Regions from separate parts of the Homo sapiens genome. Here region 2 is linked to region 1. The links are chromatin contacts, found by Hi-C in ENCODE. All regions are on one chromosome and are shown on one strand. The core of a region is the stretch at or near the end of the contact, and the rest is flanking DNA. Distances in the headings are between cores, read along the strand shown.

What was found. Hi-C counts contacts between places; a loop is a spot of excess contacts on that map. Pooled maps may share reads with other maps.
Region 2: a map of naive thymus-derived CD4-positive, alpha-beta T cell shows a loop between it and region 1 (15-fold over the local background). The contact joins the promoter of CETN2 here to the promoter of EOLA2 in region 1. A Hi-C loop is called at or near these places in 1 of 168 maps with a recorded cell type or tissue (naive thymus-derived CD4-positive, alpha-beta T cell), 1 of 37 single-sample maps with no recorded cell type and 6 of 50 pooled maps.

The regions. Positions count from the first base shown.
Region 1 is chrX:149,936,950-149,940,824 of GRCh38, forward strand. EOLA2 (endothelium and lymphocyte associated ASCH domain 2) reads right to left here and starts at 1,542. Exons shown (of 5, transcript NM_001013845.2): 1 at 1,244-1,542; 2 at 484-531. It overlaps EOLA2-DT (EOLA2 divergent transcript), which reads left to right and starts at 1,599. Exons shown (of 12, transcript NR_027456.1): 1 at 1,599-1,837; 2 at 3,710-3,875. RefSeq lists silencers at 1,988-2,257, 2,368-2,447, 2,728-2,787, 3,438-3,547.
Region 2 is chrX:152,828,201-152,832,263 of GRCh38, forward strand. It overlaps CETN2 (centrin 2), which reads right to left and starts at 2,557. Exons shown (of 5, transcript NM_004344.3): 1 at 2,508-2,557; 2 at 1,402-1,560; 3 at 949-1,077; 4 at 337-474. The coding sequence starts at 2,510. It overlaps NSDHL (NAD(P) dependent 3-beta-hydroxysteroid dehydrogenase NSDHL), which reads left to right and starts at 2,863. Exons shown (of 8, transcript NM_015922.3): 1 at 2,863-2,917. RefSeq lists a silencer at 2,457-2,796.

The DNA.
Region 1 (3,875 bases), core at 292-2,791:
TTTGCCACTAGAAATGACATTACTTCTAACACTCGCTGTGTGAAGACATGCTGAAGGAAATGCCTCGGCCGCCTGGCACGCCCATCTAAGATGCTGATATCTGCCAGCAAATGACTTTCCACAAAGACTCACCCGTGTACCCTCCACCAACCCATCCATGGTGCCATTTCCTCACACACTTGTGGCCCCTGAGCATGATTATTCTTCTGATGAGTGACCAAAGATAACCAGGTTCCTTGGTTCTGGATTACTTCTGACGGAGGCTGAATGTCCCCCACAGGGCCTGGCCACTTCCATCGGGATAAATGGCTACAGTGAATGTTTGCCTCTTTTCTGCCGCCCAGTTTCTTAGCCAACCCTTTTCTCGTCATCACCACAAAATCACAACAACTGTGTGTGTGTGGAATCCCTAGTAGGAACTGATGTAACTGAAAAGGCAAGAAGGGGGTTGAGTCCCCTCCTACCTGGTGCTGCAGAGAGTACCTGCTTTACGGCCAGAGGAGGAAACACTCTTCCACTTGGTTTCTTTACCTGCACAACAAGGAAGATAAAGAGGAAAGGTCATTAAATGCAAGTCAGCAAAGCTGGTTAATGGCCCTAGGAAGGTCTTCTACTCAGCAGGCATTGGAAACCAAGAGCTGGGAGGGCCGGTCCTAAGAGTAACACATGTGCACCTCACTCACGGTTTGGTTCTGCTAATCAGAGCGGTGGGACCCTCCACATCTGTCTGGGTCACAGGGTGCACCAGTCCGCAGAGCAGAAAATCATTTCAGCAAGTTGAGTCACATTCCTACAGCTGAGCACGCTCCATCCGAGGGGAGAAAAATCACACTTCCCCTCCCATTGTCATCGGACGAGGGTTTGGGGGGCCTAAATCCCATTGTCCACTGCTTAATTCTGGTTAGGTCATGCTGAGCACGGGGCCACAGGCCACAGAGCTATGCACCGCCCGGCCTGGGGTCCAGGCGAGCTTACAGCACAGGGGCCAAGCGGGAGGCAGGGAAGACCGGGCCGAGATGGGGCCGCTGTGTGTGGAGCAGCACTTGCAGACGCAGGTCGCGGGTACACGCGCTTAGAAGGAGGGGGGCCGAGACCATGGGGAGAGCAAGGGACACCAAAGGGCGCTTCGGGCGCGCCCCGCACGGGTTCTCTGCCCGAAACCCAGGGGAAAGAAACCCCAGCCCGCAAGTACCGTCTGCAAGAGGGCCGAGCACACGGGCTCCGGCATCAGGGGCCCTGGTACCTTTCAGCCGCGGCCGGTCTCACGGCCTCTGGACCCTGAGAGTCGTGGGCGTTCAGGGCCGACTCTGGCTTTTGGCCTCAGAGTACAGTCCTCCGCCTCCTCGCGACCCAGCGAGGCCACCGGAGCCAGCGAGGAGACGTGGGCCGCGGTGAGAAGAGAGAGCACCCGGCTCGTGTCAGGGCTGTAAGGTAGCTGCCGCTTACTCCCGGAAACCGGTGGCCAGTGACAGATGCTAGCGGTCCATAACTTCGGCTTTCATGCAGCTCCCGTCGTCCCTTTCATGAGGAACGTACGTGTGCGCGTAATCACGCACGTACGTACACCACGCACGTACGCAGGAGGCCCGTATTCAGCCACGCCTATACACCGCCAAATCGCTAGGAAGCCACGTATTCACGAAGCCACGCAGTGACGTCGCCACGCACGTACGCACGCACTTGCCACAAGGAGACGCTGTTCAGTTTACCGGATCCTGTCCCGCGCCAGCCAACCAGGACAAGGCCGGGGAGCTCGAGACAGGCAGCCTAGACCAAGAACCGGAAGGAGGAAAAGGAACCGGAGGGAGGAAGAGGAGGGGCGGGACGAGACCACCAGGCAGGATTTTTAAGCCCAGAGCTGCGAGACCAGCAGGAAGGAACTGGGAGAAACCAATGGGGAGGGGATGGGGGCGGGGCTGAGAGGAGGAGGGCGGAGCTGGGGGAGGGGAAGGGCGGGAGTGAGGAAACCGCTGGGGCGGGGTTGAGAGTGGGGCGGGGACTTGAGGGGATGGGGCGGGGACTTGGGATGGGGCGGGGACTCGAGGGGGTGGGGCGGGGCTGAGAGAAACCATTGGGGGCGGGGCTATGGGCGATCTGGGCGAGGAGAGGCTGCAGGAGGAGCTCGCGGACTCCTGAGAACCAGCGCGGGGAGGGAGGGGGCTGGTGAGAGGAGGAAGGTGGGGCTGAAAGAAACCAGTGGGGAGGGGTTGGGGGCGGGGCTTTGGAAGCTGGTGCTGGAGAAGCAGGGCAGGGCTGGGGGAGGAGTGGGGCGGGGCGGGGTTCGGGGGGGGCTGGGGCTCGGGGAGGGGTGGGGCGGGGCTGAGGGAACCGCCGGGGAGGGGCTCGGGGGCGGGGCTTTGAAAACAGCCTTTGGAGAAGCGGGGCTGGGGGGGCGGGGCAGGGCCGAGGGGAACCTCTGGGGTGGGGCTGGGGGGTGGGGTTTGCACGCAGCCACAGGAGAAACAGGGCGGGGCTCAGAAAAGGGTTGGATCGGGCTGAGAGAGACCGCTGAGGGGGGTGCTGGGGGCGGGGCTTTGGAAGCACCCGCGGGAGAAACAGGGAGGAGATGGGGAGAGGCGGGGCTCGGCGCGGGGCGGGGCTTCGGAGGCAGCCGCGGGAGAAGCAGGGGGGGGTTCGGGGCAGGGCGGGTCTGAGCGAAGCCATTGGGGAGCGGCTGGGGGCGGGGCCTTTTAACCAGCCGCAGGAGGAGCCGGGTGGGGCTGGGGCGGGGCGGAGCTGAGAGAAACCGCTGAGGATGGGCTGGGGGCGGGGCCTTGGAAGCAGGCGTTGGAGGGGCGGGGTAGGGCCGGGCCGAGAGAAACCACTGGGGAGGGTCTGGGGTCGGGGCTTTGCCATCAGTGGTGTGAGGAGCAGGCCGGGGCAGTGGGCAATTGAGCGAGGAACAGCTGCGGGAGGACTCCGCGGACTCCTGAGAACCAGCTTAGGGGAGCGGCGGCTTGGGGAGGTGTAGGGTGGAATCACGAGAAAGCTCTGTGGGAGGGCCTGGTGCACAGCTCAGCTGCAGGGTGGAGCTGAGGGAAAGCCGGGCGTTCCTGGAGGAGGAGCAGGGCGAGGCTGTGGCAAAGCGCTGTGGGAGCAGATGGGGCGGGGCTGCGGGAAAGAGCTGGAGAAGGAGGAGCCAAGCTGCACCAAGGCTGGCGGGTGAGAATTGCGGGGGAGGAGCTAGTGCAGAGCTGGAGGAAAGAGCTGAAAGGTTGTTGGGGTGGGCAGAGGGGTAGGAGAAGCGAGACGGGGCTAGAGGAGGCGGAGCTGGGAGCGGTGATGAAGGGGTAGCAGGGCGGGGCAGTGGGAAAGAGCTGTGGGAGGAGGAGCTGGGGGTAAGAAGCTGGGGCTGTGGCTGCAGCGGGGACTGGGTCAGAGCTTCTGGAGGAGCCGCCTGCAAGAGGAGGGCGTAGTTGTGGGAAAGAGCTGTGGGCGGAAATGGTTAAGTGCCGGGTGGAGCAGGGGCTGGCGTCGGAATAGCTGGGGCGGAGCTGCGGGAGGAGGAGCTGGGGGGCGGAACTGTGGGAGGAACAGCTGGGGCGGAGCTGAGGGAGGAGGAGCAGGGGGGCAGAACAGCTGGGGTGGAGCTGTGGGCGGAGCTGCAAGAGGAGAAGTTGGGGACGGACTTGCAGGAGGAAAAGCTAGGGGTGGAGCTGTGGGTGGAGTTGGGGGAGGGAGCTGAGGCCCTTCTGTGATGCACCCTTAGGCAAGAGTCCAAACTTTCCCGCGGCGACCTAACTGCACCTCCAGTGTCTTCCCCCAGAGGGCACAGAAGCAGCAAGAAGGGCGGGAACACTTGACTGGGGTCCATGCAGCTCTAGGCTGAGTCTTGCAGGGCTGAGCCCCCCAGGCCTGCTCTCCTGTGTCCTGGC
Region 2 (4,063 bases), core at 1,307-3,806, 2.9 Mb after region 1:
ATGCTACTCCTGATAATAGCTTGGTTTCTGAAAAGTTATTTGAAAACCAACTCATACTTTGTCAAACATATCACCTGGGAGGGACCTTGAAGATTGCCTTGACTAGAGGGATTCCTGGAACCTAAAATAGTAAGCAAAATTGTGCATATGTGCATTTTTCTGGAAGCAGGGTTCATAGGTTTGTCTGACTATTAAAGGAGAATTAAGTTGTCTGCAGAGGGACAAAGTACACTGGCTTTTCTTCAAAGAGGTGCTCACACTAGGGAAAATGTAATGGAAAAGTCACAGAGGGCTCAAAGGTGGGAATTTTAAGTTCCAGTGTGATGCATTACAAACCTGCAGCTCCTCATCAGTCAGGTTCTCACCCAACTCCTTGGCCACGCGTTTCAGATTTTTGAACGAAATCTTCCCAGTTTCATCATCATCAAAGAGCTTGAAAGCTTTCAGGATTTCTTCTTTAGTATCTTTCTCAGACTTAACAAGTAGAACATAAAACACATGAGTAGGGGGACACCACGGTTGGTTACTACTGTCCTGTAGCCCTGCCACTGCCTGGTCAGGTCACCCTTTCCTTTTTAACAATGTAACTCGAGTCTAGACTTGCGGCAAGTGTCAGGAAGCCCATTTTGGCCTCAAAGAAACACCAGGCAAGCCAGGCACTCCATCCAAGGTGACGTTTGCTACCTATCGCTATATCTCTCCCTATCCCATATCTATTTCCTAACTGATTTGGAATTCTGTGGGAAGAGGTATCTGCTTGGAAGTCTTGAGAAAGAAGCACAAGGGCTTGTTTTGGGAGCCCAAAGTAACATGATGGGAGGGCAGGCCTCCTGATGCAGTTGCTACCTGGACTGCTCTGTGGTCACATGACTGTTTTAACAGGAAGACGCCATGGACCTCTGCAGATGACTGGGGCTCCATACCATGATAATTGTCTTAGCTACTTACCATTTTCTGGGTCATCACAGTTAAAAAGTCACCAAAGTTCATTTTTCCTGTCCCTTCCTTATCAATTTCACTTATCATTTTCTTAATTTCTTCTTTCTTGGGTTCAAAGCCCAGGGCCCTCATTGCCACCTATAAAGAAAACAGGATCGTCTCAATAAGCACATCTAAAGTAGCAGGAGCAAAAATAACAGTGTTGAGAGCATTAAGCCAGCATCTGATGTGGTCATGTTAATATGATTGGGGAACACTATGACATTGATCTAATTGATATTTGCAATCAATTTTATTGAATAATACTCAAAGTAAGTAAAGACAGGAAAACAGCACAGTACAACCTCCCCTGTTACTTACTGCAGGGAGAAGAGGGCAAAAGGGGTAGAGAGGTGATAGGGAGATGACAAGGAAGAGGCAGAGGAAAGGAAGGGCAGTACGGCAGGAATGCACAGAGCTTGCCTTCAGTTCTTTAACATCTATGGTGCCAGTTCCATCCGCATCGAAAAGATCAAAAGCTTCCCGGATCTCCTGCTTTTGCTCTTCAGTAAGCTCAGGCTTAGGGCTCATTCTTTTTCGCTGAGAACTTGATGCCATGTTTGCCTTCTTAAAGTTGGAGGCCTTTATATGTTATGCAATACACAAGCACAATAATATATCATACAGTCCATATTTACATAACATAGTTACAGACACCCATATGTATTTTTAAAGTCATTTATATAACCAATTCCAAAGCTTTGCTTAAAAAGAAAGATAACAGGGTTTACTGGCAAGAACAATGAATCTTTCCATGAACTTCTACCCCTCCCTTTTCTTTACTGTTGTTTCTAGAAGCAGGGAGATCACTTGTTCAGTAAGGACACCTCTTACTGAAAATCATCCCAAAAGAGAGCCAGTCAAGAAGATGACTGTGAATAACTAGAGATAATCAGCTCTTCCCGAACGTGGGGATCCTGGTTCTGAAAACAGTCTTACGATGCCCACTCCCAGTACTCCCCTTCCCAGTAAGTACTCCGACTTCCCAATTACTTCTAGATTTGGCCAAATATTAGTAAGTTGTTAAGATGTATATTGTGTCAGTACCGAGTAATAAAACTCAATCCATCTGGCACCTTCGTGCCTTCTCCAAGAAGCTAAAGCATCCCCTGAATGCCCCTGTATTTAAATTGTAAAAAACATTGTAACAGAACACGATACACCTTTTCCCAGCTGTGTGTGGAAATTTTGGCAGAATGAGGAGGCCAGGGGGCCAAGGTCTGAGAGAGTCAGGGGCCTGTGAGGGATTCGAGTCTTTTTTGCCCAGGGAGGTTCACCGAGGGGATCAGGGAATGCAAGGGGAGCCCGAGGGGCGGGTGTGGGCCTGTTGTGGGTGAAGAGGAGGCAGCAGCGAAGCGCAGGCCCAGTAGGTTGGTTAGCGTCTGTACCCTACTCTCCCGGGAAAGAGCTCAAAGGAAAGACTGGTGCGCTAAAGCCGAGAAAGGCGCAGGAGAGGCGGCGTGGCCGAGCTGGGGCCTGGGAAGGGCTCAGCCGCTGGGCGTGGGGCGCGACAGAGCGGCAGCACTCACCATAGCCAAAGGAGTCCGCTGCCGGTTGTTAGGCAACCGACGTGTACACTGACTCGGCGCCGTTCCCACCGCCCCGCGCGCGCAGCCCCGCTCCCCATTGGCCGTCCGCTCGTCGCCGCCTCTCCCTATTGGTGCAGGGCCGAAGAGGGTGGGACTAACCTGGCAAAGCCCCGGCCCAGCGCGGGGAGGGGCACGCTGGCGACAGAGCCCCGTCTTTATTGGGCAAGATCACGCCGTGAGCGCCAATTGGCTGAGTCGTCGCCGAGCTGGGCCAATCCTCTTGGTGGAGGAAGCTCGGCTGATTCTCGGCTCACGCGGGAGGGGAGTAAAGGGTGGCGGTCCGGGCCTGGAGTTCAGTGGGTGCAGCCTGCTTGCGAGCTGAGGCCAGACAGGGGGGCGCCTACGGACGGGTAAGAGTCGTGGCCTTGCCATTGGAGGTCACCCTGTGTCAGCGACTGGGCAGTGCGGGAGGGTGGGGAGCTACGGGGTCGCCCGGGTCGGGTGCTTTCTGGGTTGACCTAAGGCTGAGTTTAGGGACCGAGTGCATCAGAGCAGCCAGAAACGATTACCTTGCGTGTTGGAGCAGGGACTGTACTCACGGGGCAACTGAGACCCGGAGAGGGGAAGGGGTGTGCTGAGTGTTGTCGCAGAGGTCGGACGGCTGGGACCTAGGAACTGAATCCAGCCGAGGCTCGCTCTTTGAGGGTGGCCCTTCGAGAGCACCCCTAGACTGACCCAGATGTATAGGCCCCAGACCAGGTTCCAAGAGAGGATCACTTTAGATCTTACCTGGCTAAAAGCAGCCCAGGACGGTGAACTGGGGCCTTTGGGAACGGACTTTGAAAGGAGTGAGGGGGATGTGAGCGAGCATGAGGGGCGGGGAGAGGTCATCAAAATATACTCTTTTTGACACCCACACAATGCAGATAAGGAGGAGCATTCCAGGCCGAGACGCCCTCATCAGCAGAGTCACAGGAGTTTTGGAAGTGAGAGGTATGCTTGGAGAATTAAAAGGGAGCGTGTGCAAGGGCTGTGGACTGACATAGACCTGCAGAAGTGGAGCTGGAGGTCCAGTTTGCCCTCTTTAGCTATCCCCGTGGCTTTTAGCCTTCACCTGTTTTTCCTCCAGGCATAGGGGCAGTAATCTAGGGAGACAGAGGGCAGAGAGTAAGTTTCTCAGACAGAGAAAGGCCCGAGGCTTATTAGAACCTTTTAAATGGAGCTGCTGCCCTTTGCCCTCTTCTCTCTTCAGCAGTGAACAGATTCCTGACTTTTGGGTCATCATCATCCCCCCAAGTAGTACGAGCCAGAGTTCTCACTGTGATCTCCAAAGCTTGGCACGACGTGTCCCCTTCCATCGCTCCACAACTCTTCTCTCGTCTGGCTCACTCCAGCCCCAGAACACTGGCTTTGTGGTTGAACCTCATGTGCCAGCCACACTCCTGCCTCTCATCTTTGTCTCAGTTGTCCTCTCCGCCTGCCTCCTCTTAGGCACCCTATTTAAGTATTGCAGCCCCCAGTACAAACAAGCCACTCACCTTGCTCTACTTTTTTTT